Linked DNA regions of Homo sapiens: regions 2 and 3 are each linked to region 1. A link is a loop called in an ENCODE intact Hi-C map of the cell type or tissue named here. Cell type or tissue: PC-3. All regions are shown on one strand. Each heading gives the region's core, and the rest is flanking DNA. Links, peaks and the distances in the headings are about the cores only.

Region 1 (11,232 bases), core at 1,514-9,513:
GGCATTTGGGTTGGTTCCAAGTCTTTGCTATTGTAAATAGTGCTGCGGTAAACATACATGTGCGTGTGTCTTTATAGTAGAATGATTTATCATCCTTTGGGTATATACCCAGTAGTGGGATTGCTGGGTCAAATGGTGTTTCTGGTCGTAGATCCTTGAGGAATTGCCACACTGTCTTTCACAACAGCTGAACTAATGTACACTCCCACCAGCAGTGTAAAAGTGTTCCTATTACTCCACATCCTTGCCAGCATCTGTTATTTCCAGATGTTTTCATGATCACCATTCTAACTGGCATGAGATGGTATCAAAACCACTCATTGTGGTTTTGATTTGCATTTCTCTAATAATCAGTGATGATGAACTTTATTTCGTATGTTTGTTGGTCGCATAAGTGTCTTCTTTTGAGAAGCGTCTGTTCATATTCTTCGCCCACTTTTTGATGGGGTTGTTTTTTTTCTTGTAAATTTGTTTAAGTTCCTTGTAGATTCTGGATATTAGCCCTTTGTCAGATGGATAGATTGCAAAAATTTTCTCCCATTCTGTAGGTTGCCTGTTCACTCTGATGATAGTTTATTTTGTTGTGCAGAAGCTCTTTAGTTTAAATAGATCCCATTTGTCAATTTTGGCTTTTGTTTCTGTTGCTTTTGGTATTTTAGTCATGAAGTCTTTGCCCATGCCTGTGTCCTGAATGGTATTGCCTAGGTTTTCTTCTAGGGTTTTTATGGTTTTACATTGTACATTTAAGTCTTTAAGCAGAGATTTAAATGTGTTTATTTGGAGATTTTAATATGTTTATTTAAATAGACATTTAAATACGAAATATGTCTATGTAAATAGACATTGTATGTGTTTACTAGCCATTGATATATCTTCTGTGATACACAAATGTCCAATAAACACATGAAAAGATGCTCAATGCCATTGTCATTAGGAATAGCAAATCAAAACCACAATGAGATACCACTTCATACTCGCTATGATAGCTACAATAAAAAAGATTGACAATAACAAGAGTGGACAAGGATATGGAGAAAATGGAACCATGATACGCTCCTATTTGGAATGTAGAATAGTGTACCAAGTTCAAAAACAGTTTGACAGGTCATGAAAATGTTTAACAGAGTTAACATATGACCCAGCAGTTCCACTCCTAGATATATACCCAAGAGAGTTGAAAACATGTGTCCAAACAAAAATTTGTACAAATGTTTATAGAAGCATTGTTTATAACAGCTGGAAAATGGAAACAACCCAAATGCCCATCAGTTGACAAATGAATAAGCCAAATGTTGTAAATTCATATAGTGGAATATTATTTGGCTGTAAAAAGGATTGAAGTACTGAAATATGTCACAGCATAGATGGACCTTGACAACATTGTGCTGACAGAAGCCAGACACAAAAACCTGATAATGTATAATTTTACTTATGTGATATGTCCAGACTAAACAAATTCGTAGAGACAGAAAGTAGATTATTAGGTACATGGAGGTTAGGGAAGGATATGAGGACAGTGTGTGAAATAATCAGCTAAAGATCAGCTAAGTGACAACAGAGTAGACCCATATATATAATTGACAGAATTAAAGTTCCCCTAAGATTTATATTCAGGAGGTTAAAATGAAAAAACAGTCGGCATGGGGGGTAGTGTGTGTGTGTGTCCTGTACTCATGGAACTCAGCCATGTTGAGTTCCATGAGAACAGTTACAGAGATTGAGATTTAATCAGGACTATGACTTTGTCAAGAAAGTACAACTAAGTGAGAGAAGAATAAGACAGTTGAGAGTATATTCAGAAGAATAACTATATAGGGGTGAATACATCAAGGAATGAGGGACAGTGAAATAGTGGTAAAATCAGTTGATTGGAGGTTCCAAGGGGTCAAAGGATATTGATATCTGAGTACTCAGTGGAGTGAGCCAAAAATCAAGAGGTGGTCAGAGAGTGGCACCATGAAATTGAAAGTATAGAAGACTTGGTCTAGTATATAACCATTTGAGTTAGTAGCTTAGATAATATGGTAGGCCAGGTTATTTAAGGAAGGGATTCCAAGGAACTAAGGGTGTCAGAAGGGACAGTTAAGGTTTTTCTTTCTTTGATTAACGGACTTTATTTTTTTAGAGCAGTCTTAGGTTTACAAAAAAAATGAGCAGAAAGTATGGGTAATTTTCTATTTCTGGGCTCTTTATTGTGTTCCATTGATGTATTTGTCTCTTATTTTTCCAATACCACACTGTTTTGATTACTGTAACTTTATAGTAAGACTTCAAGTGTGGTAGTGTCAGCCCTCTGACTTTATTCTTCAATATTGTGTTGGATATTCTGGATCTTTTCCTTTTTCCCTAAACTTTAGAATCAGTTGGCCAATCTCCACAAAATAACTTGCTAAGCCTTTGATTGGGATTGTGTTAAGTCTATAGATAAATCTGGGAAGAACTGTTATCTTGACTATGGAGTCTTCCTATGTGTGAACATAGAATATCTCTTCATGTATTTCAGTGTTCTTTGATTTCTTTCCTCAGAATTTTGTAGTTTTCATTTTGTTGAGGAACATATTTTATTAGATTTATGTTTAAGTATTTCTCTTTTTCGGTGCTAATGTAAATGGTGTGTTTTCTTAAATTTCAAATTATGTTTGTTCATTGCTGGTATATAGAAAAGCAGTTGACTTTTGTATATTAACTTTTTATCTTGTAACATTGCTAAAATTGCTTATCAGTTCCAGAAGTTTTTTCCCTTGATTCTTGGGATTTTCTGCATAAACAATCCTGTTATCACAAACAGTGACAGGTTTTTTTCCCTTCCCAATCTATATACATTTTCCTTTTCTTGTCTTATTGCATTTGCTAGGACTTTCAGTGTGATGTTTAATAGGGATGTTGAGAGAAGAACCTTAAAATTGTGAATCTTGGAGCTTATGTAGGACAACCAGCACAAGTACCCTTCATACTCTTGGAGAGAGAGGAACATGCCTTTGCTCTTGAATATAAGCAGATCTTCTATAGGGAAAGGAAGGGAAGGACTCCACCCCTGGAATATAAACAAATATCTCTGGGGAAGATTTGTCTGATTCTCTCCAAAGGTCTCTAACTTACTAGGCTAGTTTGCCAGTCAAACATCCATTAACCCAGATGCCAGCAATCTTTACTTAGAGAGCTCTGAGCATGCAGAAATGGGAAAATATTCATGGATCATTGTTTCCAATGGGGAGATGAAAATTCACCTCAGAATCCAGAGAGCATTGTGGTGACCAATATGAACAGTAATTGCAGGCATAATGTGAGCAATAGAGGCAGATAGAGGTAGTGAGGCTGTCCATTGTGGGGACTATTGAATGGTAGGTTTCTATGCCTCCTTCTTCATCCTTGTTCCCAGGGGTAGAGTCTAGGAGAGATGTAGGTATATTCCAGTGCATGGATTCATTCATGACACAAGATGATTGGATCACCTTAGGTATTTTAAGCTTTAAAGTGTAGAGAAATCTCAGATTTGCATATGTTTTATGATCTGTTTACAGTCTAACTGATGTCTTACTTCATTCAGCTTCTTTCCTTCTGACTCTAAATTTCATACGTCTATGATTAAATCACAATTTTCTGTAGGATCTCCCCAATAATATGATTTACCAAGTCGCCATTAAGTCTCTTCCTCAAGACTGGCTGTGGTGTGAAACCTGGTGTGATGATGAATCCAAACAAAGAGCCAAAACAATTGATCTGGTGAGTGTCTTTGTTTTCATTTGTATGTAAGCAGATACAGAAATGTTTAAATAGAAATATTTTCTTTCTGTTTTACAAAGGGAGTGGCATACGTATTACTTCGCTTCTTCTGCTGTTCAGTCTATTACACATTTACTTAGGTTGGCAAGTATAGGGTTATTTTGGGGGCCCCCAAGACCACCCTGAGGTTTGATGATTCACTAAGGAGATTCATGAGATGCAAAATATAATCATATTCATGGCTTGATTTATCACAGTGAAAGGATATAAAGCAAAGTCAGCAAAGGGAAAAGGCACATGGGGCAAAGAGAAAATCAGGTGCAAGATTCCAAGAGTCCTTTCTCTGTGATATCACACGGGACAAGCTTCATTCCTCAAGCAATAAGAGATTCCACAACCAGTGTGAAGTATTACCTACTAAGGACATTTATTAGAAACCCCAGTGTCCAGGGGTTTTACTGGGGGCTGGTGACCATATAGCACTGTCTGCCTGAGACACACCTAAATTTCCAGCACTCAGGAGGAAAGCAAGTGTTTAGCATAAACACCTTTGCACAGATAATTTAGACACAGTGAGTTACTCTTATAAAGGAATGGTGAGAACCATCCTGAACCCTGTGTTCCCAGATGCCAGCGAGGAGCCAAACTTACAAGCAGGTCTTTCTAAGAATAGCAATTTCAGGCTTTCTGTATTAACTCTTTTCTGCAAAAGGACTTTTGAAAAAAAGGCTTAGAGGGCTGGGCACGGTGGCTTACGCCTGTAATCCCTGCACTTTAAGAGGCCGAGGCAGGTGGATCACCTCAGGTCAGGACTTCGAGACCAGCGTTGCTAACATGATGAAACCCCATCTCTACTAAAATTACAAAAAATTAGCTGGGCGTGGTGGCACATGCCTGTAGTCCCAGCTACTCAGGAGGCTGAGGCAGGAGAATTGCTTGAACCTGGGAGGCAGAGGTTGCAGAGAGCGGAGATGGCGCCACTACACTCCAGCCTGGAGACAAGAGCAAAACTCCATTTCAAAAAAACAAACAAACAAAAAAAAAGGGCTGAGAGCTAGCTGAAAATGTTTGTGGATTAGCTATCATCTTGACATGTCTTCAGTTTAGTTATCCTGCCAATATTTTCCCCCAAATAAAGGCAAACAAGACAATTTTGTCTACTTAAAATATATCATACATGCTTTTTTCTTACTTATTTTTAAGAGATTATTTTTCCTAGATTTTCATTTAAAGCAGTTTATGCTGTGCAGTTTAACTCTCCTAAACATAAAATATTTCAAAGTAATTTATTTGTTGTCCATTTAGATTTTATATTCCACTACTACCTTGTCTTTAGTAGGTATAATAAGTTTTTTTCCTAGTATATTGTTTTTAATGTGCTAAGTGTAGAAAATTGTTTACAAGATCTTCACTGACGAATAAGCTATTAAAATGTTAGAATTCACACAATTTTGAACAAAAAAGAGCAGGAAAACAAAATATAGGAACTTTTTCAGACATGTATAGAAATACATATTTTAAAAATAGCATGCCAGCATGTTAGAATGTAATCATAGTTGGTAGAATATAGCAGAAACAAATAAAAAGGCATTTTTAAGAGGTAAGCAAGGGAATTTCATAAAGAGAGGCCAAGAACATTATTGAACACAACTACTAATATGTTGTTAGGGTTCTGTTGTGGCTCATACAGTAGTGGTGTAGGTCATTTTGGGATCTTTAGTACTTAGACTAACATGAGCTACCATAACAAACCCCCAAAATTCAGTGGCTTCATACTCATTCCAGCAGCAGACCTAAGTGGATATCTCCGTCATTGAGTAGCCCTCCTGTGTGCCATGTCTCAGGGAGTACTTTTTGTCCACCTGTAACTGCTTCTTCCAGTGCAGTAGCCACTTGCCTTATGTGGCTGTTGAGCCCTTAACATGTTGCTATTCTGAATTGAGATGTGCTGTAAGGTATAAAGTACACACCAGATTTTGAATACTCAATACAATGAAAATAACATATATCTCATTACTAATTTTTGTATTGATTACATGTTGACTTAGTATTTTGGATATATTGGGTTGAATAAAATATAGTATTAAAATTTATTTCACCTATTCCTCTTACATTTTTATACATGGCTACTAGAAAAATTTAGTATTTTTCTAGTGAAAAAACCCACAAATTATGTGTATGGTTTTCATTGCATTTGTATTGGATAGTACCAATCTGGAGGGAAGGGGAAAAAAAGTGTGGAGAACATATATCTTGAATCCTAAAGGCATGGCCCCTTGGTGGGAGTTGGTCACGTGGCCATATCTAGATGTAACAGGAGCTGAGAAATGGCATTCCTGGATGGACAGCTACTTCCTAGCAATAGCAATACCAATACCCAGGAAAAGGAGAAGTGGCACAAATTTTGGTGTTCAGCCCGTCTCCCTCATAGAAACACTAAGAGTAGAATGAGAGAACATGCTATTCTTCATGGAGGAGAAAAGAGAATGCAGAAAATTCCCAAGGAAATGGCCTAACAGAAGAAAAGAGCATGACTAATAATATTGAAGGTGGGAATGAAAATGTTTATGAATGTCATTATACTCTCTCAACTTTCCATCTCAGAGTTTTTCAGCCTCAGTACTATTGGCATTGAGGAGTGGAGAATTCTTTGTTACAGGGGTTTTCCTGTGCATTGTTGGGTATTCAGCAGCATTTCTGGCCTCTGTCCACTAGATGGCAGTAGCACCCCACCACTCCCCGGCCATCACACATTTTCTCCAGACTTTGCCAAAGCTCCCCGAGGGGCATGATTACCCAGTTAAGAAACACTAATAAAGCTTATAGAGTGTATGCATGAGCACACACATACACACACACACACACACAAACCCAATGTAGTACAAATAGCTAAACAAAACATAATATTTTTATTTTTTTAATAGTATGACAGAATTAAAAAAAGAATTAGTCCCATTATCTTCACTATATAGAAGACATTGCCTATAAAGTTAATTTCTGCAAGGAAAATTGTGTTGTCCACTTACCTCAGGAATATGTCACTATGGAAAAGAAATCCATAATGAATCAACTGAAAATATTTGGTGAGGAAAGGGTTAAGACAACAGGCTCACGGCTCATGACTAATAGCTTTCCCCTAAGAAATAAGAGGAAAGCAAGTGGAGAAAATGTCACCAGAAGTGAGCTTCAAGTTGCTTCCTGCCTTAATTCTTTGTAAATAGTGAATGGGCTTCCTTTATTACTTGATGAAGTTTATACTGCTCCCATTGTCTTCTGTCTCAGTAAATGGCAAATCCATTTTTTATATTGCTCAAGCCAAAGGTACTGGTGGCTTTGTCTTTCTTTGATGCCTCTCTTTACTTACAGCTCACGTCCAATATATCAGCAGATCCTTTCAGCTGTACCTTCAGATACATAGTGTGTCAGACTCTTATCAACCTTCTATAATTTTTGCTTTTAACTTTAATTTCCCAAGAAACTCTATAGTAGTACTCAATAGTTTAAACTGATTGTGTATTGATGGAACCTTAGAGATTTTCCTATTTTAATTTCTTTTGCAGTTGAATAAATTAAGCTACACACCCTACACACACACATAATTATGTGATACATACACATCCTACTACTAGTAAATATGGAGTTGGAACCCTGAGAACCGAGATGCCATTTCCATGTTTTTCTACTGTGCCTACAAAGCACACTAGTCTGCTATGTTCTTCTACATAGTGGTAATGTAATTAGATCTTTTGTCAAAAAGTTTTACATAATTTTTTTTTGACAGACTTATGAGTCATCAGAATGTCTTTCAACAATTTTTATTTAAATTTCTGATTGAGGTATTTGTATTAAGCAATTATTACATACATAAGTTGTGATATATCATTTCACCTGATCCTGTGTGTATTAAACTTCCAGTACTTAGTAGGACTCTGCTTTTTATAAAATGTATTTTGTTTGCCCTAGTGACACAGCATTGTCCTTATGTTTCCAGGAGCATGGTCTTTCATTAACAAAATTTACTTAAACTTTTAGTGCAATAATCCCAAAACAAAAGAATCCAAACTAAAAGCTGCTGCCAGAATTGTCCCAGAATGGGTGGAGTATGATGCTGAGATAAGACAACTATTAGATCATCTTGAAAACAAGAAGCAAGATACAAGTAAGTCATCAACGTGTTGTGATGTCTGAAACATGCGTTGCATTAATGAGATTAGAATAGACTACAGACTCATTTCTTAGTGAATTTATAAAATGATTAAGAATTTCTTTAAGAAAGTCTGTGGCATAATTTAAAGGTGTATTTTTGTGTAGACTAAGCTTACAAGTTTAAAACATAGATAATCTGTTTCCCCATGGATACAGCTTCAGCTCATAACTCTATATGGATAGATAGTGTAACATTAGTCTCCTGACACAACATAGAGGTGAAAAATAAAAGTAAAAGGAGTGTTTGTCTTTAAGATTGCACTGAATTTCCTAAATGTGAAAATTTGAGCAAGTCCTAAAAATTAATAAAAGCTTTACATAGCTAACTAAAAATATCATTTCCTATCTCCAAAATTAATCTCATATATAACAGAGGTTTCCCCACGTGTTTGTGGTTCTAGTATGTTTAATCATGGGCTGGAGAATGACTTGGATTAGATTTGCTTCAATTCCTTTTATGAAAAAAACTGTGGCTACCTTGGCATTTCATTGCCCTACATAAGTGTTCAACAAATGTGCTGAATTTATTTTTTAAAGCTGATACAAACTTCTTGATTGTCCTGTAATTCTCTTTCCCTGTCAGTGCTGCCTGTGTCTCCCTATTCTTCACTCTTTCTTAAAAAACCCCCTGAACTCCTATTGTGTTCGGGTCAGTGTGTTAGAGACTTTCACTAGATTATATTGGCTAATACTCTCAATAATTCTTCCCAGTGGTTCAGAATACAGTTCTCATTTTCCTCAGCTTTACTGTTTAGGGAAGCCGAAATGATTATGTATAAACTGTCTCATATAAACGTGAAATTGTTTCATCTTGACTTTAAAAAAAAAAAAAAGTTTTCCTTTAAAAAAAAAAAGTTTTCTTGGTGTGTTCAAAAAGTTCATTATACACACCCATGTATGTATAATAATTTAGTATAGATAAAGATACTATTTCAATTCATAAGAAAATATTCTGTAAGTGGTATGATATGACTTTTTTTAAAGGGAGAGAAGTAGGATGACAAAGGGAGGAGGGAGAGAAGGAAAGAAAGCAGGAAGAAGGAAGAAAGGAAAATTACCTCAACAAAAAACATCTTTTTCTTATATATAAGTATTTCTTTTATCAAATTGGGAAAGAGGTAACAGTTAATAATAATGAGCATTGGTGAGAATGTTGGAAAGTTAGCATTTTTATACAAGTAAACGTATAGTAGCTGTATAAGTTAAGGAAATTTTATATGTATAAAAACTTAAAATTTGTATACCCTTTCACCCAGCAATTCACTTCAACAAACTTAAAAAAAGAAAAATGATGTCTATATTGGTGTTTATTATAGCATTATTTTTAACAATGAAATAGAAATAATCTGTCCATCAATAGACAATTGGTTACATAAACATTGATACAAACAATGAAATACAGTGTAGCCTTTCAAGACAAACAAGGTAAATGTATTTGTGCTGGCAGCATATTTTAAGTTAAAAAATAGGTTATAGAGCAATATTTATAATTGATCTCGTTTCCATTAAAGAAAAATCATAGGTCTGTATGTATGTGTTTGTGTATAGATATGTATATAAGTAAGGGAGAGAAGTTTTACAAAAGAGATTTTTTTTTATTATTATTATACTTTAAGTTCTAGGGTATATGTGCACAATGTGCAGGTTTGTTACATATGTATACATGTGCCATGTTGGTGTGCTGCACCCACTAACTCGTCATTTACATTGGATATGTCACCTAATGCTATCCCACCCCCTACCCCCACCCCACAACAAGCCCCAGTGTATGGTGTTCCCCACCCTGTGTCCAGGTGTTCTCATTGTTCATTTCCCACCTATGAGTGAGGACAGGCGGTGTTTGGTTTTCTGTCCTTGTGATAGTTTGATGAGAATGATGGTTTCCAGCTTCATCCATGTCCCTACAAAGGACATGAACTCATCCTTTTTTAAGGCTGCATAGTATTCCGTGGTGTATATGTGCCACATTTTCTTAATCCAGTCTATCATTTTTGGACATTTGGGTTGGTTCCAAGTCTTTGCTATTGTGAATAGTGCCGCAATAAACATATGTGTGCATGTGTCTTTATAGCAGCATGATTTATAATCCTTTGGGTATATACCCAGTAATGGGATGGCTGGGTCAAATGGTATTTCTAGTTTTAGATCCTTGAGGAATCGCCACACTGACTTCCACAATGGTTGAACTAGTTTACAGCCTTACCATACTGTAAAAGTGTTCCTATTTCTCCACATCCTCTCCAGCATCTGTTGTTTCCTGACTTTTTAATGATTGCCATTCTAACTGGTGTGAGACAGTATCTCATTGTGGTTTTGATTTGCATTTCTCTAATGACCAGTGATGATGAGCATCTTTTCATGTGTCTGTTGGCTGCATAAATATCGTTTTTTGTGAAGTGTCTTCATATCCTTCACCCACTTTTTGATGGGGTTGTTTGATTTTTTCTTGTAAATTTGTTTAAGTTCATTGTAGATTCTGGATATTAGCCCTTTGTCAGATGGGTAGATTGCAAAAATTTTCTCCCATTCTGTAGGTTGCCTGCTCACTCTGACGATAGTTTCTTTTGCTGTGCAGAAGCGCTTTAGTTTAGTTAGTTCCCATTTCTCAATTCTTGCTTTTGTTGCCATTGCTTTTGGTGTTTTAGTCATGAAGTCCTTGCCCATGCCTGTGTCCTCAATGGTATTGCCTAGGTTTTCTTCTACAGTTTTTATGGTTTTAGGTCTAACATTTAAGTCTTTAATCCATCTTGAATTAATTTTTCTATAAGATGTAAGGAAGGGATCCAGTTTCAGCTTTCTACATATGACTAGCCAGTTTTCCCAGCACCATTTATTAAATAAGGAATCCTTTCCCCATTTCTTGTTTTTGTCAGGTTTGTCAAAGATCAGATGGTTGTAGATGTGTGGTATTATTTCTGAGGGCTCTGTTCTGTTCCATTGGTCTATACCTCTGTTTTGGTACCAGTACCATGCTGTTTTGGTTACTGTAGCCTTGTAGTGTAGTTTAAAGTCAGGTAGCATGATGCCTCCAGCTTTGTTCATTTGGCTTAGGATTGTCTTGGCAATGCAGGCTGTTTTTTGGTTCCATATGAACTTTAAAGTAGTTTTTTCCACTGAATCTATGAATTACCTTGGGCAGTGTGGCCATTTTCACAATACTGATTCTTCCTGTCCATGAGCATGGAATGTTCTTCCATTTGTTTGTGTCCTCTTTTATTCCTTTGAGCAGTGGTTTGTAGTTCTCTTTGAAGAGGTCCTTCACATCCTTTGTAAGTTGGATTCCTAGGTACTTTATTCTCTTTG
Region 2 (9,616 bases), core at 1-8,000, 650 kb after region 1:
GAGCAGCACTCCTGCCCAGCCCCACTGCCTCCGTCCTCCCCTGTGGGACAAATGTCAAAACTCTCTAGACTCCAGACTCTTCCTTTCTCTACATGCCCTTGGCTCTAAGTATTGCACTCCCTGTTTCATGTTTGCCTAATTCTGATGTAATTTCTGCCATCTCTACCAACAAAACAATAATGTGTTCCCAGATATTTAGAACATCATCGCATCTTGTGCACATGGAAACTCACACAAGGTGACAGTTTCTCTTTATCTGCTGGCATTCCCACCCTCATACACTTTATTTATTTATTTATTTGTTTTGGAGACAGAGTCTTGCTCTTTTGCCTAGGCTGGAGTGCAGTGCTGTGATTTCGGCTCACTGTAACCTCTGTCTCCCAGGGTCAAGTGATTCTCCTGCCTCAACCTCGTGAGTAGCTAGGATTACAGGCACGCCCCACCATGCCTGGCTAATTTTTGTATTTTTAGTAGAGACAGGGTTTCTCCCATGTTGGCCAGGCTGGTCTTGAATTTCTGGCCTCAAGTGATCTGCCCGCCTTGGCCTCCCAAAGTGCTGGGATTGCAGGCATGAGCCACCGTGCCCAGCTCTAATACACTTCAAGCATTGACAGACAGCTCTGTGAACATCCCACTAGAAAAAAGCACTCTAGGTGAATGCTGTTGAGCTAGAGGAAGGCACTGAGGTAGCTACCACACACTGTGTAGGTCCCATTTGCAAATTTCTTTTGTACCAAACCCTGCGATATTGTAAAATGGTCTGTTTTGTTGTTTTTCGGTTCCTAGATAACATTGACAGCTGCATTGTAAACAGAACACTCCATCCTGTTTTCTGGCCTTGTCTTGGGGTGATTTTGCCTCACACTGGCAGGGATTATTAGGGAGGTCCTGCGGCTGAGAGGGTGCTGGGGTGGGAGGAGGGGCACAGACACGGGCTTCTGGAGAGAAGCTGCAGAGGAAAGAAGGGTGTGCTGGGCTGGGATTTCGGAGAAAGACAGAGACCCCAGCAGCAGTCCTGCTGGATAGACCAGCAGGTATTGGAGGGAAGGTCTTCTCACCAGCCTAGGTCTCATTTATAAAACAGGGGCTTGGGCTGAAGCTGTAAAGTCTGTGGCCCCGTGAGAGCCTGTGACTCTCCATGGGGAAGGGATTTGCTTCTGCTTTCTTCACTGCTCTGGCCCCAGGGCCCACAGAGTGGGGGCTCAGTCTGCCTGCCTTAGTGTGTCTTGGAGCCTGGGGAGGTCCCAGAGGGAATGGGCCTAGCCTTCTGAGCTGTCGAGTGCTGCCCCCTTCTGGCTGCAGCCCACCAGTGCTGGGTCCCAGGCCTCCCGGCGGGGCAGAAACCTGCTCTAAGAACCAGGGCCTTGATGGGAAGCTGGGTTTTGCATGTGGCTCACTCTTTTGCAGCCAAAACTGAATAAAAAGAAGTAAAATCAGAAGTAGTTGTTAGGAAAGAGACACACTGCAAAGGAGGGGAAAGGGACAGGTTGACCGGTTGTGTTTTTTCATCCTTTTGTAATCACAGAAATAAGTAGGTTTCAGTTGTCTTAAGAGACAGATGTTACTTAATCAGGAATACAGAGTAGACCCGTTACATTTTAGAGGAGGAACACCTTATATAGTAAGGCGAAGTCAAGCAAGACTTTGTGAATTTGTGACAAGTTTGCACTTAAAATCGTGTAAATATGTCACATTTTGTTTAACGTTATTTTTCCAAGTGTTTAGGTAATGTATTACTTTTTTAAAAAAGAAATAGTTGTTAGGCATGTATGAAGGAGTAAAGAAACCTATTCTGGGTGGTTGTTATATAATTCCTATGAAATCTGGGGCTAATTTCTTTGTGCTTAAAAGGGATCATGATCGTTTTGGTCTGCGGCCATCCTATGATGTGGTATGGGACACATAAGGGGTCAGTTTTCATACACACATATTTTAGCATTTGACCATTTATAGAAATATTTGTGATTATTCGGATATGTGACCATTAAGTCGTTTCCAGGTAAATTTTTCATTTTGAAGGTTATCTTGATCTCTTATTCCCCCACCGTGCTTTCTGTCTTTTGGGCATTTTACTAATTGCACATGCCCGCTTGAGATGTGGAGAGGGGTTGATGAGTAACTGTGGGCTGCGCCAGCTCAGTGTCTTTAGGTTTTGGGTTGGTTGACTCCATGCGTGCTTCCCTCTTCCATCATCCCAGGGGTGTTCCACCCTTCAGGGACGCCAGATTCATTTTGAAGAATCCTTTTCTAGAGTTGAGGAGGCTGCATTGCCTTTGATTCATTCTTGATCATTTTTCTATGATATGGATGAGCATTTACCAAAGTGTGTCGTGCAGAAGAATAGCCACTTCCGAAAGGATTTGGGACTTGAATAAATTTGCTAAATGCCTACCCACCAGACATGCATGGTCAAGTCTCTCCAATCTATCCACGAGAAATTCAGACGAAGATTATAAATGTGCTGCTTAAACCCCTTTAGGATTCCTCCCAAATTGTAGCTGTTTTTACTTTACTTAACAGTATCAATTTTTGTCTACTAGTGTTGATGTCTGGGTTTGGACAAAAGTTCTTAGAGTTGGCAGTTTTTACGGTTGAGGTTCTATACTCTGAATTTAAAACCATTCCTCTCTTTATTTGTACCAACTGACTTTTGCTTTTTTAAAAGATAGATAATTCAAAGTACTGATTGTCCTTGTATGAGAAGAGGAAACCTCCTCATTTTGGTTTATCATGCTCTGGTAAACTATCCCTATCATGCTCTGGTAAACTATCCCTTCTCCCTGATACACACTTAATCCTCTCAATTGAAAATATTTAGAAGCTCTTTGTAAAAGTAATGAATTTGATTTGGTCTCCTAAATAATAAACTGCAAAATAACATTTTTTTGAGACAAGGTCTTACTGTGTCACCCGGGTTAGAGTGCAGTGGTGCAATCTTGGCTCACTGCAACCTCAGCCTCCGGTGCTCAAGGGATCCTCCTGCCTCATCCTCCTGAGTAGCTGGGACTATGGCACACACCATGCCTGGCTGATTTTTTTTTCTTTAAGAGATGGTTTCTCACTATGTTGCCCCAGCTTGTCTTGAACTCCTAGGCTCAAGTGATCCTCCCACCTCCATCTCCCAAAATGTTGGGATTACAGGCATGAACCAGTCCGTACCCTGCCTAAAACAACTTTTTTTTTTTTAACATTAGCAGTGATTGATAATTTTGTTAACATTTAGTATATGTAAAAACATGCATATACTCCTGAATCTTTTTATCATAGAATTTATAGATTGTTTAGGAACATTATTTCTGATACCCTAATGAGTACTTCATCCCTTCCTCCCTTTGTGCTGGATTGAATGCTGTGGTGGGTACCTCAGTGTTTATAGTAGAACTACTATGCTGTCCCTATTTTCCCAGGATGGGTAACACAAGCTGCAGGTGTAACACTGAGACTTTCACTTTGACCTATGAACATACACTTAATTTCATTATTCTTCAGTTTTTGGTTATTGTTAAATTAGAGCTCTTGGTTACAGGGTTGACCACCATTTGTAGAAGTTCATTTGCCAAGAGTGACTTTATAGTATAAAGTGCCTTCTGGCTGGCTGGGCATAACTGAGGTTCATGCTTTATCAAGTGAAAATGGAAAGATTAGTGGAGATTTCAAGTCATCCATTAGCCAAGGACTGGGCATGCCATGTACTCATGCTGCCACCTTGTGGAGGTTAATGAAATAGAATATTAAAACCAAGGGACAGAATGAAAATTTACAAATGGTTGAAAAGCTCCCATACTGAATATTATATTAAGAATATTGCCGGGCGCGGTGGCTCACGCCTGTAATCCCAGCACTTTGGGAGGCCGAGGCGGGCGGATCACGAGGTCAGGAGATCGAGACCACGGTGAAACCCCGTCTCTACTAAAAATACAAAAAATTAGCTGGGCGCAGTGGCAGGCGCCTGTAGTCCCAGCTACTCGGGAGGCTGAGGCAGGAGAATGGCGTGAACCCGGAAGGCGGAGCTTGCAGTGAGCGGAGATCGCGCCACAGCACTCCCGCCTGGGCGACAGAACGAGACTCCGTCTCAAAAAAAAAAAAAAAAAAAAAAAAAAAGAATATTGTTTTAAATGAGAACACATGGACACAGGGAGGGGAACATTACACATACGGGGCTTGTCGGTGGGTGGGGGGCAAGGGGAGGGAGAGCATTAGGACAAATACATAATGCATGCAGGGCTTAAAACCTAGATGACAGGTTGACAGGTGCAGCAAACCACCATGGCACATGTATACCTATGTAACAAACCTGCACGTTCTGCGCATGTATCCTAGAACTTAAAGTAAAAAATATATATATATTGTTTTAGTAAGTTAGCATGAGTTTTCATTTCAAGAAGCTTGTCTTGTCATTTTTACTATCTAAATTTTGTGGAAGTCTGGAGCTGTGTTCACATGAAAATCTGGTAAAAGGGAATGGGCCTTCCTTAAGTACTGAAGACTCCAAACTGTGTAAAACCCCACCAAAAAAATATGATTGTATGAAAAGGACTCTAGGATACAATATCTTAAAATAGGAAGGAGAAAGATTTGGGTTATGTTCATGTATCAATGACTGTTGTATTGTTTTCTTCTCTTTTTGAAGTGATTTGTGTGACTTTATTGAAATGGGCACATTTTATAAACTTTAATTTGTAGGCATCAGAGACCCCAACTCTACAAGGCCTTTCCTTTACTGTCAGACCTGGCGAATTGTTAGCTGTGGTCGGCCCCGTGGGAGCAGGGAAGGTGAGTTAGAATGGCTTTTGGCAGCTTGTTGCAACCCCACTTATCATATTAACTTCGTGGGTTTGAGCCCAAGGCTACGTGTAACACAATTTTGAACTGGGTACACTTGGCACGGCATTTCTCAGTGCATGGAACATTCGTTTTGCAAGAAGGGTCACATGACCAAATAAATGTGGACAATGCATATCATGTTTCCCTTGGTTCTTCAAGTTGAGCAATTGGGAACTCCTAGAAGTTGGACATCTCCATGAAAGAAATTATTTATGTGACCACTATGCAGGATGGATTGACTAAGAAAGTGGGAACTTCTTTTTGTCAGAGGGGACCCTAGATGCTACAAGACATCTGGAGGTTATGAAGGCTTGTCTGAAAAGCTTTAAACATGTTTTGATATGACTTCTCCAAGTCACATGAACACACATTTAATAAACCTGTAGCCAGGTGTATAGTCCTGTGTTAGGAGTAAAAGATACACCTGTAATCAAGACCCAGACGCCACTGCCCTCCAGAAGTTTCTGGTATCTGGGGTGAGACAGATATACAAACAGGTGATTTCAGTTCAGTGTCGTAAGTGCTCTGATAGTGGGGGGCACAGACACGTCATGTCTGTGCATTGTAGAAGATGTGAAGGAAACGTGCGTACAGACTTAGTCTCATATATTCTAAAGCAACGCAATAAATCTAGTTGTAGGTGTATAACAAATAGGGTGGTTTAACAATTGAAGTTTGCTCTTCAGAGACACGATTCTTGGGTATTTAAAAATAAAAGTCCTTCCTAGTGCACAGGATTTATTATTTATTTTTATTTATTCATTCATTTATTCACGTATGTATGTATATTTAGTTTTTGAGACATGGTCTCGCTCTGTCACCCAGGCTGGAGTGCAGTGGCGTGATCTAGAGTCACTGCAACCTCCATTTCCCTAGGTTCAAGTGATTCTCATGCCTCAGCCTCCCAAGTAGCTGGGATTACAGGCGTGCCACCATGCCCGGCTAATGTTTGTAGTTTTAGTAGAGATGGGGTTTCACCATGTTGGCCAGGCTGGTCTCGAACTCCTGGCCTCAAGTCATCCACCCGCCTCGGCCTCCCAAAGTGCTGGGATTACAGGCGTGAGCCACTGCACCTGGCCAGGATATGTTATTTACATACAGCATTTCTAGGATTAGTTCTTTGTCAAAAAAGATACCCGCATGCAGGAACAATGCATTCAGTATTGGATATATGAACTATATATGTCATGCTTGGCTACTCTGTTGCTGTAAACATTCTTAGTTGATCTTTGTTCCGTGTACCATTTCATTTAGGGGCATGAAACTCATTTAGGGAAACTCATTAGGGCAGAGTAGATTGTTACACTCTATTTTGTTAATATTCCTTATAAACTACTAGTTTATGTGGACCATTATGTTATTTCCAATTTTTAATCACAACTTCCTGTGCTCTTTTAAATGAATGAATGGTGTTTTTCAAGCTCCCAGGGCTGGGCAAGGCTGCATTGCAGTGGCTTATTCTTGTCTCGAGTGTTGACTGAACATGTGCTTTTTTACAATCTGTTTCAGTCATCACTGTTAAGTGCCGTGCTCGGGGAATTGGCCCCAAGTCACGGGCTGGTCAGCGTGCATGGAAGAATTGCCTATGTGTCTCAGCAGCCCTGGGTGTTCTCGGGAACTCTGAGGAGTAATATTTTATTTGGGAAGAAATACGAAAAGGAACGATATGAAAAAGTCATAAAGGCTTGTGCTCTGAAAAAGGTGAGTGATGACTTTTGGATTTCATGTACTCGAATGTCCAGTAATACTAGTGTTCACTTGAACAACAAGGTTTATTAACTTTTTTTTAATTTTTAAAGACCTTTGAATGTTATTTAATACTTTAAGGCGGTCCTCCCAGTAAATAAACACACACACGCTCTGTCCTTTTACGTCTGATGCGAAAATGATGTTTACAGGGTGAATTTCGGGGGTTTGGTTGGTTTTGTGAAGTTTTATTTACTTTTAACTTTTCTTTTTTTCAAAATGGACAATTATAAAAATTTGCAAAAGTGGAGAGAAGGGTGTCTTGAACCTGCCTGTACCCATTGCTCAAGTTCAAGTGCGATCAACTTGTAGCCAATTCAACTCCGTCTCTCCCCTGGCCCTCTGCTAGCTCCACCCCCAACCCAGATTCTTCTGATGCATACCCTTGGCCTCAATTGTATTTTATCTGTAATTGTATTTTATCTGTAATACCTTATTACTTATCTCTAGAAGATAAGAACACTTTTGAAAAAAAATTACATCTCACTCAAGAAAAAAAATCACCAGAATTTCTTGCTATCATCAACCGGCTAGGCAGAGATTACAGTGCTTTAGTATCTCATTACCCATTGGTTTGCGTCAGACTCCGGAAGATGTCTGCACCGTGCACTTGGCTGATGTTTCCTGCTTGGGTCCCTCTCAAACCACAGGTTTCCTTCTCCACTCCCTTTAAAAAAGAAAATTTGTTTCAGTAGATTTTGGGGTACGGGTGGTTTTTGGTTACATGGATAAATTTACAGTGCAATTTATTATTTAAAGGAAACTGTTTTAAAATTTATTTTTCATTGTGTATCATTTCACCAAGAGAGTGATTGTTTTCAGAAAAGATGAAGTGTTTGATTGTACACTGAGGTTTTCATAAACCTGGTGGATAGTTGATGAAAACTGAGCATACTTAATAGAGGGCTATAAGTTCTAGAAGATAGAAAAAATGGTAAATACTGATAAATACTATGTTACCTTCTTTGGGCCATAAAAATCAGTGAATAATGGCATTAAAGGGCTCTCCCCAGGCCCTGTGCAGTGTGGCCTGGACATCCTACTGTTCTTTTATGCTGTCTGGAAAAGGCCGCCACAGACTGTCACAGGTGTGATGCAGAAGGCTTCCAGCCAGGTTTGTGAGGAATGAGTAATTTTGCTTGAACAATGGCTGGAATATCAGAGTCTGTCAATCAGGTGAGTAGTATTTGCTGGCGATTTGGATAGAGAAATCATTGCTTGTTTAATGGGCTGTTTCTTCATCCTGGACTATTGTTAATGAGAGATGATGCATTTTCGGAAATGACATTAAGTTAGCAGTAATGAGCTAGATTTTTATTGAATAGTATACACTATATAGGAAAAGATGCGCTAAGGCAAGCTCCTAGTTATTCAGATCCTACCAGGTCTTATTTTTTTTTCTCTGTCTCACACGCTCACACATATGCACACACAAAGCTGTGTAAAGTTTTAATCTTTTGCCATGATTTCCCAGTGCCTTTGCTATTGCTATCCTCATTTTGTTTATTTTTCTGATATTGCTAGCCTCGCTTTTTTAAAGTAAAATTTTCATTTTATTCAAAGTTTGTACAGAATTGCTAACATTTCCCTAAAATAATTACTATACTTCAGCTTGTCCTGCTCTGGTGTCCCCCCACTGTCCCCTGCTTCCCTGAAGATCCATTTTAGAGAAATTTTGCAGAAATATAGGGTCAAAGTAGGAGAATATACAAGGTGATTTCAGTGTGTTGCAGTGAGTGGAGTGTATCATGTTTTAGGGAGTTGAGAAACAGATGGCAAATTTTGCTAGTTTTCCCCCACTGGTAGTTACAGTTGATAACCAAGAAACTGCTGATGGACCAGGCCCCGGAGATAGGAAAGATGGTACGCCATTTTTCAATGGAAGGGTGGCACTTGGCAACCTGGGCCTTGTCTTTCAGCTCTTTTCTTCCATCATTTCTCTATGACAGGTTAGAAGTGAGGTCCTTGGGACCAACACAGGGCTTTCTTGGGAAGGCTTTGTTGCTCTTTACCTACTAATCTGTCAGTTTGGAGATAACCTACTAGTAAACTCTAGAATTTAAGAATGATTTGTTCAAGACTGTGGTTTCAAGAGTTGAATGTTGCTTCTGGCTGGTAAAGTGGAGGGTTGGAGAGATAAAATGACTCACTTGAACATTTGCAGTTCAAGTTCAAAGCCATACCTGCCTAGCTCCAGATTCCATTTTCCCCTCTGCCAGGCACCTCTCAGTTGGGGGTGTTTATAAGGTAGAAAACTATTTTAACAATTAGGTGATTGATAAAAAGGTAGAATGTGGGACAAAATGTTTTTCAAGCCTTCCCTTTTTACCTGTTCAGCTTCTGATACCCACATGAGACTCCAGGTCCCAGGTCACCCAGCTCTGCCTTGCTCCTTCCCACATCAGAAAGTCTCTGGGGGAAAGTGGGGGTTAGGACAGTGGCTGCCATTCAGCCTCTTCCGTAGCCACCTTTGAGGACTGGCCCAGTAACTCGGATAGTGTCCCAGGCACCTGCGGGCTTCTGCGTGGCAGGCAGACTCCAGTGGCAATGGGGTCCCCTCAGGGCTGGGCTGCATGGCGACTTCTTGGTTCCTTCCTGGATGTGTGTAAGCATGGACTGCTGGCCCCCTGTGCATGGTTCCATCCTCGGTAGGACGGTGGGCCTCCGGTGGTGGAGAAGTCGAACAGAGCAGGAGTCTGGCCCAGCTTTGTCATTTGCTCGCTGTCACTTTGGGTTTTTTTTGAGATGGAGTCTCGCTCTGTCACCCAGGCTGGAGTCTAATGGTGTAATCTCGCCTCATTGCAACCTCCGCCTCCCAGGCTCCAGTGATTCTCCTGCCTCAGCCTCCTGAGTAACTGGGGTCACAGGTGTGCGCCACCATGCCTGGCTAATTTTTTTGTACTTTTAGTAGAGATGGGGTTTTGCTGTGTTGACCAGCTGGTCTTGAACTCTTGACCTCAAGTGATCCACCTGCTTTTGCTTCCCAAAATGCTGGGATTATTTGCATGAGCCACTGCGCACGACCAGCTCGGTGTCCACTTTGGAC
Region 3 (11,232 bases), core at 1,592-9,591, 150 kb before region 1:
TTACTGAGTTAAACACAGTGGAGCTTTCTTAGAGGTCTTTTCAGAATTGGCTCTTTAAAGCTCTTTTTACTCCTCTTCATTATTCTTTTGACTTTTTGTCATATGTTTCATTTAAGTATAGAAAAAGCTTTGCGAGAGCATTTCTTTTCATATATCTCTCTCGAAATTATACTGTAATTTGTGGAAACAAGAGGTATTAAATAGTCATTCATAAAAGTATAAAGCTTATATTTGGAAATAAGTGATAACTTTACATTTAAAACTTTTTAAAAATGCAGATGTAACAGTATTAACATGTTTGTATACTAATACTTGGCAAGAAGAATTGAGTCAAGTATTTCAATTTCATGGAAATGTCTATAAAGGTCTAATATTATGCTAGATTCCTTAATAATATTTTTCCTTCCAGATCTTAGTTTTCAAGCAGCTTCTCAAATAATGTCCGCTCCAGTTTATGATTCCATTAAATTAATGAAAGACATTTCACAGAACTTCCCCATAAAAGCCAGGTATGTTAAAGTTTATAGGTTTCATTGCAGCTATAACTCTTTCTATTAAATGAGTTTTATGAAAATAGCTGATTTCATTTAACATGAAGGTGTCAATTAGTTCTAGTATATATAGCTTTTGTGAAATCAGGGCCTTTTCAATATATATATATTTTTTGATTAGAGCAAAATATTGGCTTGTGCATACATGTGTGTATGCACTGTAAGGTAGAACTCTTGTTAGAGGCAAATAGGAAAAAAAGTCCTAAAAAATTTTCTAAAATCATGCATAGTAATCTAAGGAAAAACTTGTTTAAGCAATAAATAATGAAGGAGTGTTTTTTCTTTCCCTTATGGAGGATGATAAAAAGTATTACTCTAAGTAGGAGGTCTATGCCCAAAGTACTGCCAAATCATATTCTTACCCTTTCAGAGTCCAAATGATTGGTAATGTCTTAATTGGATGAATATTGTGTGGAGTACTTTTTTGCCAAGAGGATGTCTCGTTGAACTGCTTCCATGAATACTGATGTTACATTAAACATATATTCCATTTCAATAGGAAATACATTTGCATAGCTTAAAGAGACCGGTGCATGCAATGCAAGTTACCACGTATTATGAGAATTTGCTATATAACACAACTTTGATGCAATTGTATTCTGGTTAGGGATGACAGAGTATAAAATTAGCAACAAGTAAAATATGAGTTAGCTTATACTAAAGAGATAAAATATGTGACAAGTCGCAGTGCATGGGCAACAATGGTGTTTTACTGAGAGGAATTGGAGAGCAGTCTACTAGCTTAGCATACCTTCCTAAGCATAGAATGATTGCTATGCCTCTTATTGTCCCAAACACTATTTTGTACATTTATTCATCATACAGATTACAGAATCTTCAATATATGTATTCTTTAATTTTGAAAGTAAATAAATAGTACATGGTTGGCTACAAGATACCAAGGATTTTTTGGTGGTACCTTGAAATAAAGGAGTTTGTTTCCTTATTTACAGATTAAGAATGAATATATTGATATGCCTCTTTCAGTCAACTTTAAATGTCAAGAATTTGAGAAGTCGTCATTTATATAATAAAACATGAAATATATATGGGTGTGTATAAATGTCATATCTGTTTAGCCATAATATTTTAATTAATGGCCGTTATAAAAATTATTAGATCAAATACAAATAAAGTAAAATAACTTTAGTCTTGATCAGACAGTTGATTAGCTCTATTGATGCTAAGTCAGTATAACTGTTCAGAGGTTCTGATGCAAAACTCTGCTGTTAATCTGTAATTAAGAAAAAATTATAAAATATGCTAACATTGCTTAATGGCTAAATTGTAGGCTTGAGCATATCTCTAAAACCACTTGGTAGACAATCTGTAAATGTTTGTTGAAATGAAATATTTGCTAAATAAATGAAAAATTTGCCTTATTAAATTTTTAATTGTAATTTCTCACAATGCTGCCAAACTTTAGGAAATAATATATACTTATTGTGGGCTGTTTCAAGGTACACCTTTCTACTTGAGTTTTCCTTAAAGCAGAACTTTGCATTAACAATCTTTTAATTTTTTAATTCTATTTATAAAATTTGTAAAAGCTAGTCATGTTTAGGAATTATCAAGTTGAATACAGTCCATAGGAACTGTATTTTGAACACTTCTGCTGTCTTTAAATTATAAGTGAATTATAAACTCTTCAAGAGTGAATAGGCTGGGTGCAATGGCTCGCACCTATAATTTCAGCACTTTGGGAGGTGGCAGTAGGAGGGTCACTTGAGGCCAGGAGTTTTAGACCAACCCGGGCAACATAGGAAGACTCCATCTCTAGAAGAAAATTGAAAAATTAGCTGGATGTGGTGGTGTGTACCTGTAGTCCTATCTAATTGAGAGGCTGAGGCAGGAGAATCACTTGAGCCCAGGAACCCGAGACTACAGTGAGTTGTGATCATGCCACTGCAGTCCTGCTGGGTAGAAGAGTGAGACTCTGTCTCTAAAAAAATGTTTTTAATAAACAAATTGAAAAAATTGAAAGAGTGAGTGATGTAAAGCCATGATTTCAGTTTTTTAGAACATTTCTACTCTGGTAGGTTCCCAGGTTAACTAAAAAATTCTTCATGTACGTATATTCATGTACTTATACATTGGTAATTTCATACAAAATTTCTCTATTGGGCAAAATAACGCAAAACAGCTTTTTCAATGAAGTGTTTTCAAAAAATAAGTCATAGTAAATGATGACAATCCATACTGCATACAGCTAGTACACATGAAATTTTGAGAACCTCCATTCCACTTGAACCAAATACTTTTGTCAAATGAAAGCTAAATTAGGCCATATGGAAATGTATACTTTTCAGTCACAAAGGATTTGGAGTTTTTAGCTTCTTATCCAAAGTATTAGATTACATTGGGTTATATAGATCAGTTCTAAACATTTAAGGAAGGATCAATTATATTAGTATTCATTTTTCCAGATCTCTAACCAGAATTGCTGTAAATCAACATATGAGAGAAGAAATAAAGGAAAATCAAAAGGTTTGTTTGAATTCCTTTTTTAAAACATTTACCCAACTAATATCACTGTTTCTGACTTTGGATCTTCAATATTCATACAAAAAAGGAAATAGTAATTTGTGCTTTTTTGATTATTAAAACAGTCTGGGTTCTTCTATTTTTATACTGTGGACTATATGAGCATTTAATCAGCCAATCTTTTCTGACATACCTTCTACTTATTTCACAGTATATTCCAGAATTTCTTCCGAGGTAGTATGGTTTTCTTCATAGGATAAAGAATAAAGGCTGTGAGTTAATTATTCTGTTTCTTGTAATTAGTTTTGCTTAAAAGCTTGTGAAGACTGAGTCAGTGTTAGACCACTGGAACGGTAGAATCCTATAGCAGATAGAATACAATTTATCAGTGGTTTGATAAGATTCTGCCAAATGGTATCTTAAATTATCCATAGACCCCAAATAATTCTAGTTGTGTTAATATTTGTAAAGTGCTTACACCACTGCCTGGCTTTATTACATAGGACCGGTTTGGCTTTAAGTAGTATCATACCAGACTCACAGGGCCCTAAACACTAGGAGTTCATTTTTCTCACTTCTTACCTGTATTTAAAGCCAAAAGAGGCAGGGTGGATGGTACCAACCACATTTATCCTCACTAAAGCCTTCTTGGAACATTTTAGCAGACTGGTTTCTATCTCATTGGTGAGGATTTTGCCATGTGGCCACCTTAGGCTGCGCGGGAAGCTAGAAAAGCTAGTGTTTACTTTTCTAATAACGAAGCAAAGGAGAAGTGGCCTGGGTATGGTGCTAACTTAGCCAGCCAGCAGTGCCCATCATACTGAGACAGAGTGAGCTGTCAACAAATGTCAGCTGTTTTGATGACAACTACAATGATGGTAATGAAGAAAAAGATGCATAGTTCATTGGAGAACAGGTGTTAGGAACCACAACACATCATTCCTACCTGGGACATTCTTTGCCTCATTGACCACCTTACAAATTCCTGTGTATCCTTCAAAACGGATTTGTGGTATTGGTCCATTCTATGATGTTCCTAATTGTTCTTACCATTCTTCATGCAGAATGGATTGTTTTCTTATGACACACAAAGGAGTGGGTTTGGGAGTGGAGGCTTAATACGCAAAAGAAAGAGAAAGGAGAACAGCTCTCTCTCTCTTATGAGAGAGAGGGGCACCTGAATGGGAATTCGGGCTGCCTACAGAGTGCACTGGATTTTACAAATAGGCTTGAGGAGGCGGTGTCTGATTTACATAGGGCCCACAAATTGGTTGGAGCAGGTATGATGTTTTACATAATGCATGGGGAAGGCTGACCACTCCACCCTATTATGCATATGGGCTTTCCACTTGGCTGCTGCCATGTTATCTGCTTCTTACTGTACATGTGGACTGGAAAGAAGGGAAGATGGAGCTGCCGTTTTGAACATGCCTGGTCCCAGGTAACCTGTTCCTACTGGCACAATGCCAGCATTTACCTATGCAAGCTTCTAGCTTGCTTGCCTGTGTCTGCAGCTCGATTTTACAGGCTGTTCTTTGTTAGAAAATAAAATGATTTGGGGGCGGCTTTTCATTAAAAGGAAAACCTTACCGAGGACTCACTATCTGCCTAAATAATTTCTTCCTAACTGCTATATCAGAACCATGCTGGCAACCTGAGTATGCCAGCTTACTCAGGGCCACTATGGCCATCACCTTATCTACCTGTCAGCCATTTGGAATTGGCAGTGAAAGAGTTTTGAAATGAGCTTTGACTGCAGAGCAAGAAATCTTGAATTTAGTAAACTAAATAATCATGACACTGCAGATAGTCTTCTTGATCACCTACTACTTCCAGAGAACACTGAAAAGAGAAAGACAAGGATGATAATGTCTTTCATGTAACTAATCTAGGCTAAATGGGTATTTGGACTAGCAGTCCATGTTACCCACTAGCTCATGAGATGTGGGAGAAGTAATTAAAGAAACTGAAGTTCCAACCTTGGGGAAGAGGGTGGTTGTGATGAGAAGGTAAGAAAATCTTGGACTATTCATTGCAATTGCATTGCACACGGATTGGACACGAGAAAGCCCTGGAAATGTGTTTCTGTTACAGCATCTCATCCATACAAACCGAAAAGTACATTTCCTGCAAAACATGTAAACAAAATGTTCACCGAAAAAAGAAGTAATAATGGTCTTTTTTTCTTCTTCTTCTCATGCTGCAGTTTATTTACACCAGGTCAATTGCTCTGGTGTAAATTACACTTTTTAAGGATTTACTTAAGAAATTTGAAGGATTTTCCTCTGGGTCTGGGACTAAACTAAAACAAAAGTGTCTTTTTTTTTTTTTTTTTTTTTTTTTGAGACGGAGTCTCGCTCTGTCGCCCAGGCTGGAGTGCAGTGGCGCGACCTCGGCTCACTGCAAGCTCCGCCTCCCGGGTTCACGCCATTCTCCTGCCTCAGCCTCCCGAGTAGCCGGGACCACAGGCGCGCGCCACCACGCCCGGCTAATTTTTTGTATTTTTAGTAGAGGCGGGGTTTCACCGCGTTAGCCAGGATGGTCTCGATCTCCTGACCTCATGATCCGCCCGCCTCTGCCTCCCAAAGTGCTGGGATTACAGGCGTGAGCCACCGCGCCCGGCCAACAAAAGTGTCTTAAGCATAATTTTTCTCACTTGGGGGTACTGCAGAGCTCCTGGCTTTACTTAAGGAGATAAAGAGGATATGACCTTCGAGTAGAGGAGATAAGAAACATTTAGTTTAAAATAAATACATAAATAAAAGAAACATCCTGCCCACAAATATAAAAGGAAACAGGAAGAATCTTTGAGATGGAGTCTTGCTCTGTCACCCAGGCTGGAGTGCAGTGGCATGATCTTGGCTCACTGCAGCCTCTGCCTCCCGGGTTCCAGCAATTCTCCTGCCTCAGCCTCCTTGGGTAGCTGGGATTACAGGTACACGCCACCACACCCGGCTAATTTTTGTATTTTTAGTAGAGACAGGGTTTCGCCATGTTGGCCAGGCTGGTCACGAACTCCTGACCTCAGGTAATCTGCCCCGCCTTGGCCTCCCAAGAATCTTGATTCCAAAGCGACATCCAGCTCTGAAGAGCACACACTGTGGATGCTGGGCTGCTCCATCTTCCCACTAGAGGGCGCAAAGGCTTTAGTTAAAAACCAAGCCAAACCCAAACCATCTACTTTGATCAGTTGTTTGTTTTAATTTCAGTAGGTTTTTTGGGAACAGATGGTGTTTAGTTACATCAATAAGTTATTTAGTGGTGATTTCTGAGATTTTGGTGCACCCATCACCTGAACAGTGTACCTGGTACCCAATGTGTAGTCTTTGATCTCTTGCCACCCCCCGCCCTTTCCCCCGAGTCCCCAAAGTCCAATGTATCATTCTTATGTCTTTGCATCCTCAAAGCTTAGCTCCCACATATGAGTGAGAACATATGATGTTTGGTTTTCCATTCCTGAGTTACTTCAGTTAGAATGATAGTCTTCGATTCCATCCAGGTTGCACAAATGCCATTTCATTCCTTTTTATGGCTGAGTAGTATTCCGTGGTATGTATAGGGTATTTGGGCTGATTCCATATTTTTGCAATTGCATATTGTTCTGCTATAAACATGCATATGCAAGTATCTTTTTCATATAATGACTTCCCCCCCACCCCTCTGGGCAGTTACCTAGTAGTGGGATTGCTAGATCAAATGGTAGATCTGCTTTTACGAATCTCCACATTGTTTTCCATAGTGATTGTACTAGTTTACATTCCCACCAACATTGTAAAAGTGTTCCCTTTTCACCACATCCGTGCCAACATCTGTTACTTTTTGGTTTTTTAAATTATACCCATTCTTGTAGGAGTGAGGTGGTATTGCATTGTGGTTTTGATTTGCATTTCTCTGATACTTAGTGATGTTGAGCATTTTTCCATATGCTTGTTGCCCACTTGTATATCTTCTTTTGAGAATTGTCTAATTCATGTTCTTAGCCCACTTTTTGATGGGATTTTTTTTTCTTGCTGATTTGAGTTCTGTGTAGATTCTGGATATTAGTCCTTTTTCGGATGTGTAGATTGTGAAGATTTTCTCCCACTCTGGGCTGTCTGCTAACTCTGCTGTCCTTTTTAATTTAAGGTCTTTAAATACATAATAACAATCTTTCCTTACTCATAATAAGAAGAATACAGATCAGAATTAAACTGAGAAAGAAAGATTTCAAAAAGTTGGCAGGGCATTCTGTAAGCAAGTCTGTATTTTTTTTTTTTTTGCGTAAGAGACCAGGGGAAATGAGAATATATATTTACCTATTCTAGTTTTTGCATGAAGAAATACTAGAGGATGGAGAAGAAACTTTGGGAGAAAATTTTGCCTATAAGAGCCAGGGATGAAACGGGTGAAGGGTGCCAGGATTGGCATAATTCTTCTAGTGTAGCTTTTTATATAGTTTTTGACTTGGGACTCAAGCAAAGATTATTCAAAAACTATGACTATGCTCAAGTTGTATAACTGAATTTGAGTTTGGTTTTATTTAGGAGACAACTGCTTTAACTCCAAAGTACAGCAAATTTCCTTTGGAAGTTCATAATTGTTGTTAATTTGCTGTGAGTGGCCAGAATCTGCTTTTGGTGATTTTAAATTGTCAACCCAACATACGTCTTTGTTGTTTATTGCAAGAATTGTTATAGTCCATGACATTTTTTATTTGCTTCAAAATAAAATGAGGATATGATCAGGTGGTCAGGTAACTTTTTATGATTCAGCAGAGTGGAACAAATAATTTCAATTACATAATTGCTTAATGAACCAAATGCAGATACTTGAATTAACTAAAATGCAGATATTCAAATAAAGGATTGCACCTTACCCAAATAAAAGTTGATGTTGCTTCTAATTATTTCTAACTACTTTGTGTGAGAATTATACAGAGTTCTGGAGACATTACCTATATTAGAACATCATCTCTCAAAACTACATCTGTAAATCATACTTTTTAAGTCTTATCTTGTCTTATTCCTTATTCTGAAAATGACAACATTTCTATTAAGATTTATATCTGATTTGACTTCAAATTTTAATCGTAAAGAATGAAACTAGACCCCCATCTCTCACCATATACGAAAATCAAATCAATAGGGGTTAAAGACTTAAATGTGAGACCTGAAACTGTGAAACTGCTAGAAGAAAACATTGGGGAAATGCTTTAGGACATTGGTCTATGCAAAAATTTCTTGAGTAAGAACTGAAAAGCACAGGCAACCAAAGCAATTTGGACAAATGGGATCATATCAAGATAAAAATGTTCTGTACAGAGAAGGAAGCAGTCAACAAAGTGAAGAGAAAATCTACAGAATGGGACAGAGTATTTTCAGATTATTCAACAGTCAAGGGATTGATAACCAGAATATATAAGGAGCTCAAACAACAGCAAAACAATGAATAATCTAATTTTAAAATAGGCAAAAAATTTGAATAGGCATTTCTCAAAAGAAGGCATACAGATGGCCAACAGTGATGCTCACCATCACTAATCGTCAGGGAAATGCAAATCAAAACCACAATGAGATAGTGTCTCACGTGTTAAAATGACTTTTTTCTTTTTTGTAAGTTTGCTCTTTTTTTAATTTTAATTTTACTTTAAGTTCTGGGATACATATGCAGAACATGCGGGTTTGTTACGTAGGTACACTTGTGCCATGGTGGTTTGCTGCCCCTATCAACCCATCATCTAGGTTTTGAGCCCTGCATACTTTAGGTATTTGTCCTAATGCTCTCTCTCCCCTTGCCCCCTACCCCCTGGCAGGCCACATGTGTCCATGTGTTCTCATTGTTCATCTCCCACTTATGAGTGAGAACATGCAGTGTTTCACTTTCTGTTCCTATGTTAGTTTGCTGAGAATGATGGCTTCTAGCTTCATCCATGTCCCTGCAAAGGACATGAACTCATTCTTTTCTATGACTGCATAGTATTCCATGGTGTACATGTGCCACATTTTCTTTATCCAGTCTATCATTGATGAGCATTTGGGTTGGTTCCAAGTCTTTGCTGTTGTAAATAATGCTGCAATAAACATACGTGTGCATTTGTCTTTATGGTAGAATGATTTATAATCCTTTGGGTATATACCCACTAATGGGACTGCTGGGTCAAATGGTATTTCTGGTTCTAGATTCTTGAGGAATCGACACTGTCTTCTACAATGGTTTAACTAATTTAAATTCCCATCAATAGTGTAAAAGCATTCCTGTTTCTCCACATCCTCTCCAGCATCTGTTGTTTCCTGACTTTTTAATGATCACCATTCTAACTGGCATGAGATGGTATCTCATTGTGGTTTTGATTTGCATTTCTCTAGTGATAATGAACTTTTTTTCTTATGTTTGTTGGCTGCATAGATGTCCTCTTTTGAGAAGTGTCTGTTCATATCCTTCGCCCACTTTCTGATGGAGTTGTTTGTTTTTTCTTGTAAATTTGTTTAAGTTCCTTGTAGATTCTGGATATTAGACCTTTGTCAGATGGGTAGATTGCAAAGACTTTCTCCCATTCTGTAGGTTGCCTGTTCACTCTGATGATAGTTTCTTTTGCTGTGCAGAAGCTCTGTAGTTTGATTAGATCCCATTAGTCAATTTTGGCTTTTGTTGGAATTGCTTTTTGGTATTTTAGTCATGAAGTCTTTGCCCATGCCTGTGTCCTGAATGATATTGCCTAAGTTTTCTTCTAGGATTTTTATGGTTTTAGGTTTTACATGTAAGTCTTTAATCTATCTTGAGTTAGTTTTTGTATAAGGTGTAAGGAAGGGGTCCAGTTTCTGTTTTCTGCATATGGCTAGCCAGTTTTCCTAGCACCATTTATTAAATAGGGAATCCTTTCCTCATTGCTTGTTTTTGTCAGGTTTGTCGAAGATCAGATGGTTGTAGATGTGTGGTGTTGTTTCTGAGACCTCTGTTTTCTTCCTTTGATCTATGTATCTGTTTTGGTACCAGTACCATGCGGTTTTAGTTACTGTAGCCTTGTAGTATAGTTTGAAGTCAGCGTGATGCCTCCAGCTATGTTGTTTTTGCTTTGGATTGTCTTGGCTATACGGGCTCTTTTCTGGTTCCATATGAAATTTAAAGTAGTTTTTTCTAATTCTGTGAAGAAAGTTGATGGTAGCTTGATGGGAATAGCATTGAATCCATAAATTACTTTGGACAGTATGGAAAATGGCTTTTTTCTAAAACAAAAAAAATAACAGATTCTGGGAAGGATACAGAGAAAGGGGAACCCTTGTGCACTGTTGGTGGGAATGTACATTAGTAAAGCCACAATGGAAAACAGTAGTATAGAGGTTCACAAAAAAAATGAAAAATAGAATTACCATATGATCCAGGAATCCCACTGCTGGATATATACCCAAAAGTAAGGAAATTAGTATATCAAAGAGATATCTGCACTGCCATGTTTATTAAAACACTATTCACAATAGCTAAAATATGGATTCAAGCTAGGTGTCCATTAATGGATGGGTGGATAAAGGAAATTTGGTACATAGACACAATGGAATATTATTTAGTCATAAAAAAGAAATCCTGTCATCTTTAGCAACAATAGAGGACATTATGTTAAGTGAAATAAGCCATACACAGAAAGACATACTACAAGTTATTACTCATATGTGAGAGCTAAAAACACTGATCTCATGGAGGTAGAGAGTAGAACGATGGTTATTGGAGGCTGGGGAAAATGAGGAGGGGTTGGTTAATGGGTGCAAAAATACAGTCAGGAATAAGATCTATTCATTAGCATAATAGGGTGATTATGCTTAACATTAATTTATTGTATACTTTAACTGGAAGAGTGGATTTGGAATGTCCCCTACATTAAGAAATGGTAAATATTTGAGATGATGGATATCCCAATTACCCTGCTTTGATCATTACACATTATATGCTTCTATCAAAATATCACAAGATCTCCATAAATGTGTACAACTATTATGTACCCGTGAAAATTAAAAATAAAATTTTTAAGAAAAATTTAAATTTCAGAGTGTGTATCATTTCACCTTAGGAACACCCAAACATGTTTATAAACCATTTTAACATTGTAAATCTCAACCAGTCTTCTGAGATCCAATCAATTGGAATTTCTTTAGCTTCAGGTAATAGCTCAGCTCCATTGGTTATTAAAGAGACATATTAGAATAAATGGGTTCCCTCTTCTTTAAGG

Evidence for each region. A loop is a pair of places that touch in the nucleus more often than their neighbours do. Peaks named below come from ENCODE experiments on the same cell type or tissue, not always from the same donor. Only the 100,000 strongest peaks of a DNase experiment are listed, where the experiment ranks them.
Region 2: it touches region 1 in a loop (15-fold over the local background); 35 of 110 quality-filtered maps call a loop at or near these places.
Region 3: it touches region 1 in a loop (16-fold over the local background); 5 of 110 quality-filtered maps call a loop at or near these places.

Annotation. Positions count from the first base shown.
Region 1 is chr13:95,829,577-95,840,808 of GRCh38, reverse strand. It overlaps UGGT2 (UDP-glucose glycoprotein glucosyltransferase 2), which reads left to right. Exons shown (of 39, transcript NM_020121.4): 37 at 3,607-3,723; 38 at 7,756-7,882. Among named protein-coding and RNA genes, the nearest start is that of DNAJC3, 160 kb to the right of the region's middle. In PC-3, for the core only: a CTCF peak has its summit at 6,437 (motif pointing right); no DNase peak of the experiment used is centred there; H3K27ac peaks cover 483 bases.
Region 2 is chr13:95,183,610-95,193,225 of GRCh38, reverse strand. ABCC4 (ATP binding cassette subfamily C member 4 (PEL blood group)) reads left to right here. Exons shown (of 31, transcript NM_005845.5): 10 at 4,684-4,773; 11 at 6,334-6,525. Among named protein-coding and RNA genes, the nearest start is that of SNORD13G, 22 kb to the left of the region's middle. In PC-3, for the core only: CTCF peaks have their summits at 1,299 (motif pointing left) and 3,683 (motif pointing left); a DNase peak (open chromatin) is centred at 3,685.
Region 3 is chr13:95,975,610-95,986,841 of GRCh38, reverse strand. It overlaps UGGT2 (UDP-glucose glycoprotein glucosyltransferase 2), which reads left to right. Exons shown (of 39, transcript NM_020121.4): 9 at 410-509; 10 at 2,978-3,038. Among named protein-coding and RNA genes, the nearest start is that of UGGT2, 72 kb to the left of the region's middle. In PC-3, for the core only: CTCF peaks have their summits at 5,963 and 6,163 (motif pointing right); no DNase peak of the experiment used is centred there.